2 separate regions of the Homo sapiens genome follow, and region 2 is linked to region 1. Evidence: chromatin contacts called from ENCODE Hi-C or POLR2A ChIA-PET data. All regions are on one chromosome and are shown on one strand. Each heading gives the region's core, a stretch centred on a gene start or an enhancer-like site at or near the end of the contact. The rest is flanking DNA. Distances are from core to core; before and after follow the strand shown. Region 1 holds the start of SOCS7 (suppressor of cytokine signaling 7). Region 2 holds the start of KRT10-AS1 (KRT10 antisense RNA 1).

Region 1 (2,927 bases), core at 289-2,788:
TTCTTGCCCACATGTATGGGAGCCTGCCGCAAGGTTGATGGGAATGCAGGGAACAGAGAACAAGGTGGAGCTTAGCAGGGGATGTGGCTAGAGAGGCAGGGGTTAGATCACACAGGGGTCAGATCACAAGATCACACATTAGCCTAAGAACAATGGGAAGCCATGAACAATTTTAATCACAGGCTATGAACACATTTCCATTCTGAAAAGGTCCCTCTGGTTGCAGGACTCAACCCTCCACCCTCTTCCCCTCAATGCACCCTCAGGTATTAGAAGTCACTGAGTTCTGCAGCTGATCCTTCCTCCTTTTCCCTTGCATCTCTCAATATCTCCCACTGGGACTATTTCAATGGGCTCCCTGCCTCCAGTCTCACCTCCTCCACACAAAAAGCTTGATCTTATTTGATCCTCACAACATGCCTGCAAGCAAGCAAAATTGCAATCCTTATCCCTGTGTAAAGATAAGAAGGCCGGGCGTGGGCGCGGTGGCTCACGCCTGTAATCCCAGCATTTTGGGAGGCCAAGGCGGGTGGATCACCTGAGGTCAGGAGTTCAAAACTGGCCTGGCCAACATGGTGAAACCCTGTCTCTACTAAGAATACAAAAAATTACCTGGAGCGAGGCAGGAGAATTGCTTGAACCCGGGAGGCAGAGGTTGCAGTGAGCCAAGATAGCGCCATTGCACTCCAGCCTGGGCAATAGAGAAAGATTCCATCTCAACAACAGCAAAAACTTAATGTGTTGTCTGTAGCCGTTACATTATGAATAGCACAAAAATTGAGTAAATATTCTTCCAGTATTTGAAACCGTTTTCTGACTCAGCAAAGAAGTTGCTCCCATCATTGACAATCCAATTAAGTTTTGTCTTTTTCAGTTTTATCAACCAACATTCACCTTTACAATTACACTCCTAGGTCAACTGCAATCACAGTTTGGCTACCCATATAAGAGTTTGGCAAAAATCAATGAAAGCATTCTGTGAGAAAGAGTTATATGGAATTTGCCAATTTACTATTAATTGTAAATTGTGAACTACACATCCTTTATGTCAGTAAAACTTAACGACAAATTTTTGTACCTATATATGTGCATACATTCCCGTTCTCCCCCCAGAGAGCTGGTTGTTACACATTTATCAGTACAGCACTGGGTCTAGAACACGATTCATGTACTGATTCCACAAACATTCACTGGGTGCCAGGCGGACGGAGATACAGATTAATGATGAAATGACTCAGCCAAGGTCACACATCGCAAGCGGCGTAGATGGCAGAACCATATGTGCTCCCAAGGCCAGCGGCGCGCTCCCAGGACCAGACCATGGTTTCCAAGGCCTCTCCACTCTACCGAATGGGATGGCCTGGGCCTGGGCGCCCAGGAAGTGAAAAGCAAGGACCGGGAAAAGAGACCAACGCCAGCCAACAGACAGCTCACCGCCAATAGGGGCCGGGGGCGCGCGCGGCGTCACTCGCCGTGGAGGCCAGCGCGAGCACGCCCTGGGGAAAGTGGCGTGGCTAAGCCCTTCCGGAAGTGACGTCGGCTTGGGGGCGGTGCTCGGCGGTGGCGGAGCGCGGCCTGGGCTCGCGCTGGGCTCCGCGCGCCCCCCGCCCCCCTCTATGAGGCAGAGGCCGCGGCGGCCGTTAGCGCTGTCGCTCCGGGGGCCGCGGCGGGCGGGGCTCCGGCGGGGCCCGGCCTAGTCCCCACCCCAGCCCGGCTCCCAGCCGCCCGCCCTCCCTCCCTCTCCCCGATGCAGGAGGCCGAGCTCCGGGATGGCGAGGCGGCGGCGGCGGCCGCTTCGTACCGCGTCCTGAGCCGCCTCCTTGGCTATGGAGAGGCGGCCCCCGAGCCAGGCCCTCCGCCACCGCCCCCGGGCCATGGCCCCCCGCCGCCACCCTTCCTCGCGCGGCCCGGCCCGCGGGGCTCCCGGCCGCCGCAGCTGATGGTGTTCCGCAACGTGGGTCGGCCGCCGGAGGAGGAGGACGTGGAGGCGGCCCCGGAGCCGGGACCCTCGGAACTGCTGTGTCCCCGGCACCGCTGTGCCCTGGACCCCAAGGCCCTGCCGCCGGGCTTGGCGCTCGAGCGGACCTGGGGCCCGGCGGCTGGACTAGAGGCGCAGTTGGCGGCTCTGGGGCTCGGGCAGCCGGCGGGGCCGGGGGTCAAGACAGTCGGTGGGGGTTGCTGCCCGTGTCCGTGTCCTCCTCAGCCGCCCCCTCCGCAGCCCCAGCCGCCTGCTGCCGCCCCGCAGGCCGGGGAGGACCCCACGGAAACGAGCGACGCGCTGCTGGTCCTGGAGGGCTTGGAATCGGAGGCCGAGAGCCTGGAGACTAACAGCTGCTCGGAAGAGGAGCTCAGCAGCCCGGGTCGCGGAGGAGGAGGGGGCGGCCGGCTTCTGCTGCAGCCCCCAGGCCCTGAATTACCTCCGGTGCCCTTCCCGCTGCAGGACTTGGTCCCTCTGGGGCGCCTGAGTAGAGGGGAGCAGCAGCAGCAGCAGCAGCAGCAACCTCCCCCGCCCCCGCCTCCTCCCGGGCCCCTCCGGCCACTCGCGGGTCCTTCTCGGAAGGGCTCCTTCAAAATCCGCCTCAGTCGCCTCTTTCGCACCAAGAGCTGCAACGGTGGCTCCGGCGGTGGGGATGGGACCGGCAAGAGGCCTTCTGGAGAGCTGGCTGCTTCAGCTGCGAGCCTGACAGACATGGGAGGCTCTGCGGGCCGGGAGCTGGACGCGGGGAGGTGAGACCGGCCGGGGGCTGGCCGACAAACTTCCTTTTCTTGTTTGGTTTCCCTTTTTATCTATTGCTATCGCGATCCTGACAGTTCTTAAGATAGGGTCTTCAGGAGGAGGCAGAGACTTGGGACCAAAGGTGGTAACATCTCGCATAAGGTCAGCGCTAATTGTGGAAACAGCTTTCACTCTTAAAGAGTGCACACTC
Region 2 (2,927 bases), core at 158-2,657, 2.5 Mb after region 1:
AACTGGAAGAAAGTAAGAAAAGGCAAAGGTGAGAAGTCAGGTAATTAGAAAATATAAAATTTCCAATTATTATTATTTTGGGGGTTTTATTTGAGATATTCCAGAATTTCCAGGATTGAAATAATTTAAAGCCAGAGAGCTGGGAGCCTTCCACATATTGTGTATCTTAAAGAGTAATATTGGGGATTTACAGACTTTACTCAGTGAATTTACTGACGGTGGTCTGAACATACATGATTAAAAAACTTAGAAAAGGCATGACAATAGTTCTGTCTTCCGAATTTCTGGATACATCAACCTTCAACTGCTATGGGTTACTAATCTTTAATTTTAAAGAGTATTATGTACTTAAGTAAAGATAAATTCTGACAAATTGGGATAGTTTGCATCAGTAAGAAAGTTTATTGAAATTCATTAGTAAATGAGAACAGAAAGTTGTTTTTCTTTCCATTAAAGAACACTTTCTGGTAAAGTGAAAAGAAGAAATACAGAAACCACAAAACACCTTGTAGACACCTTATTTTCAAGGTCTATTTCCATAGACCATCAAGACAGAAGTGTTTTCTTGGAGACTTTGTTTTCCATGCATCTGTAAATAATGGTCTGTGTGAAGGGAGACTCTTTCCTCTTGATGCAGTTTAATAGTAGTGTTTCTTGGTTTCTGATTCAACCATAGATGAAAGAACTCTACCGTCGGGCGCCACCTCTTCAATAATTGTCTTGATTACTCTGGTTTTGTTAGTATCTGTGTGAATGATGGAAAAAAAATTTTAAACAGTCTGTAGGGATCCTTAGTAATTAACAAGCAAATATTGTAAAAAGAAGGAAATTTCAACTTTACATTGTTAAGCCCAAAAAAATGCTTAAGGTATGACATTTTGATCATGCCATTTTTCACGGCTGGTGTTAAGAGTAGTTTGTGAACAAATGCAAACGGAACCGTCTCTAAGATTTTTAATTTTTTAAAACAACTCTAGAGCTTAAAGCGCAAAAAAACCATCACAGGAAGTTAAAACTAATTCTGATTACCCCAGCTAGTTTCTGCTGACCTTGGTCCCTTAGATGAAGACTCGCCCACGGACCCGGAAGAGGAGGACTTGTGGCCTCCGCTGGAGCTGCCGCCGCCGTATCCGCCGCCGGAGCTGCTGCCGCCGCCGGAGCTGCCGCCCCCGTAGCCGCCGCCGCCGCCGCCGGAACTGCCACCACCGTAGCCGCCGCTGGAACTGCCGCCGTGGCCGCCGCTGGAGCTTCCGCCCCCGTAGCCGCCGCCGGAGCTTCCGCCGCCGGAGCTTCCGCCTCCGTAGCCGCCGCCGGAACTGCCGCCGTGGCCGCCGCCGTGGCCGCCGCCGGAGCTTCCGCCGCCGGAGCTTCCGCCGCCGTAGCCGCCGCCGAAACTTCCGCCGCCGCGTCCGCCGCCTCCGGAACTAAACGGGGTGAGGTCACATTCGGTTATCTCTAACGTTGGAAAACGGTGGGTAGCTTTCCAGTTGCCGTTAATTTAGAAAATAAGCAAAACGTGTTGAAAAAATAAAACCCTGCCAGGTATATATTTTAAAACCCATCCTTTGAAAACAATGTTAAGTTCACAGAACTCTTAAGAATCATTTTGGGCCAAATTCATGAGAAAGTGAGATTGCGGTTGCGTACTCCTTTTTCTGTACTCTACCCTCTCTCCTCCCTTCCTCTCATTCTCTGGCATCTTCTTGGGGTTTAGATAAGCCTTGCTATCTGGAATATTGAATAAAAGAAACTGGGATAACTTTTCATTTTAAAATTTACCTTCCCTCTCCTTCTAGCAGGCTGCGGTAGGTTTGAATTTCATTCTCCAGTCGGATCTTAATATCCAGGAGTTGTTGGTATTCAGTATTCTGGCACTCGGTTTCAGCTCGAATCTGTTGCAACTGTTCTTCCAGAGCGGATATCTGGGCCTGAATCTGTGAGAGCTGCACACAGTAGCGACCTTCTGTTTCTGCCAAGGAGGCTTCCAGGGATTGTTTCTGAAACGGATTTTTTTGTGGCTTAGTGACTTCCTTGTTCAGTTGAGTATGGTGACGCTTATTTGATTATTTAGTAAGGCATTATATAGAAGAATAAGAAAATGAACAGAATTTGTTGTATGTTTAATGGCACCATTTCAGTTTCAGCACTTTTAGATCAACACTAGTAGTACTTTTCCTCCATTAACATGAGCTTCACTTTGTTTTCTCTTTCTTACCTCCAACTCTGCATTTTTTTGTTGCATTGCATATTCTTAGGTGAGCATGAAACTTTGTATGATAAAGTTGAAGTCATTTCATGAGAGTTAACATACCAAGGCCAGTTGGGACTGTAGTTCTATCTCCAGAGCTTGTACATTACGTCTCAATTCAGTAATCTCAGATTTATAGCTGGATATCTGTTCAATGTTATTATCAATTTCTGTAGTCAGTTCCTTGCTCTAGAGTATTAAAAACAAGGAAAAGGGTGAGGAAATTCTGAAATGATAAAACCTCCATGAGTTTCACTATAAGGAAGATTACTTTACCTTTTCATTGAACCAGGCTTCAGCATCTTTGCGGTTTTGTTCAGCAAGTTGTTCATATTGGCTTCTCATGTTATTCAGAAGTTGAGTCAGATCAACACCCGGGGCAGCATTCATTTCCACATTCACATCACCAGTGGACACATTTCGAAGGTCTTTCATTTCCTGTTTGAGGAACAGAAAGATTTATTGGCTACACGAGGACCATAATGAACTCTCTTTTGGCTGGGAAAAGTATAACTTTTGTGTCACCTCCTCGTGGTTCTTCTTCAGATAGGCCAGCTCTTCAGTCAGGCTCTCAATTTGCATCTCCAGGTCAGCCTTGGTCAGGGTCAGCTCATCCAGCACCCTACGCAGGCCGTTGATGTCAGCCTCCACGCTCTGGCGCAGAGCTACCTCATTCTCA

What was found. Hi-C counts contacts between places; a loop is a spot of excess contacts on that map. ChIA-PET counts read pairs that join two places held with the same protein, here RNA polymerase II (POLR2A). Pooled maps may share reads with other maps.
Region 2: a loop to region 1 is called in a map of B cell, with 20 times the contacts of the local background. The contact joins the promoter of KRT10-AS1 here to the promoter of SOCS7 in region 1. A Hi-C loop is called at or near these places in 1 of 168 maps with a recorded cell type or tissue (B cell) and 2 of 50 pooled maps. POLR2A ChIA-PET finds 5 or more read pairs at or near these places in 1 of 52 experiments (activated T-cell).

Annotation. Positions count from the first base shown.
Region 1 is chr17:38,350,306-38,353,232 of GRCh38, forward strand. It overlaps SOCS7 (suppressor of cytokine signaling 7), which reads left to right and starts at 1,539. Exons shown (of 10, transcript NM_014598.4): 1 at 1,539-2,727. The coding sequence starts at 1,748. LOC124903991 (a long non-coding RNA gene) reads right to left here and starts at 691. Exons shown (of 2, transcript XR_007065738.1): 1 at 613-691; 2 at 154-420.
Region 2 is chr17:40,817,738-40,820,664 of GRCh38, forward strand. It overlaps KRT10-AS1 (KRT10 antisense RNA 1), which reads left to right and starts at 1,408. Exons shown (of 3, transcript NR_160888.1): 1 at 1,408-1,471. It overlaps KRT10 (keratin 10), which reads right to left. Exons shown (of 8, transcript NM_000421.5): 3 at 2,774-2,927; 4 at 2,525-2,686; 5 at 2,312-2,437; 6 at 1,780-1,997; 7 at 1,050-1,424; 8 at 380-745. The coding sequence ends at 739. RefSeq lists an enhancer at 1,918-2,927.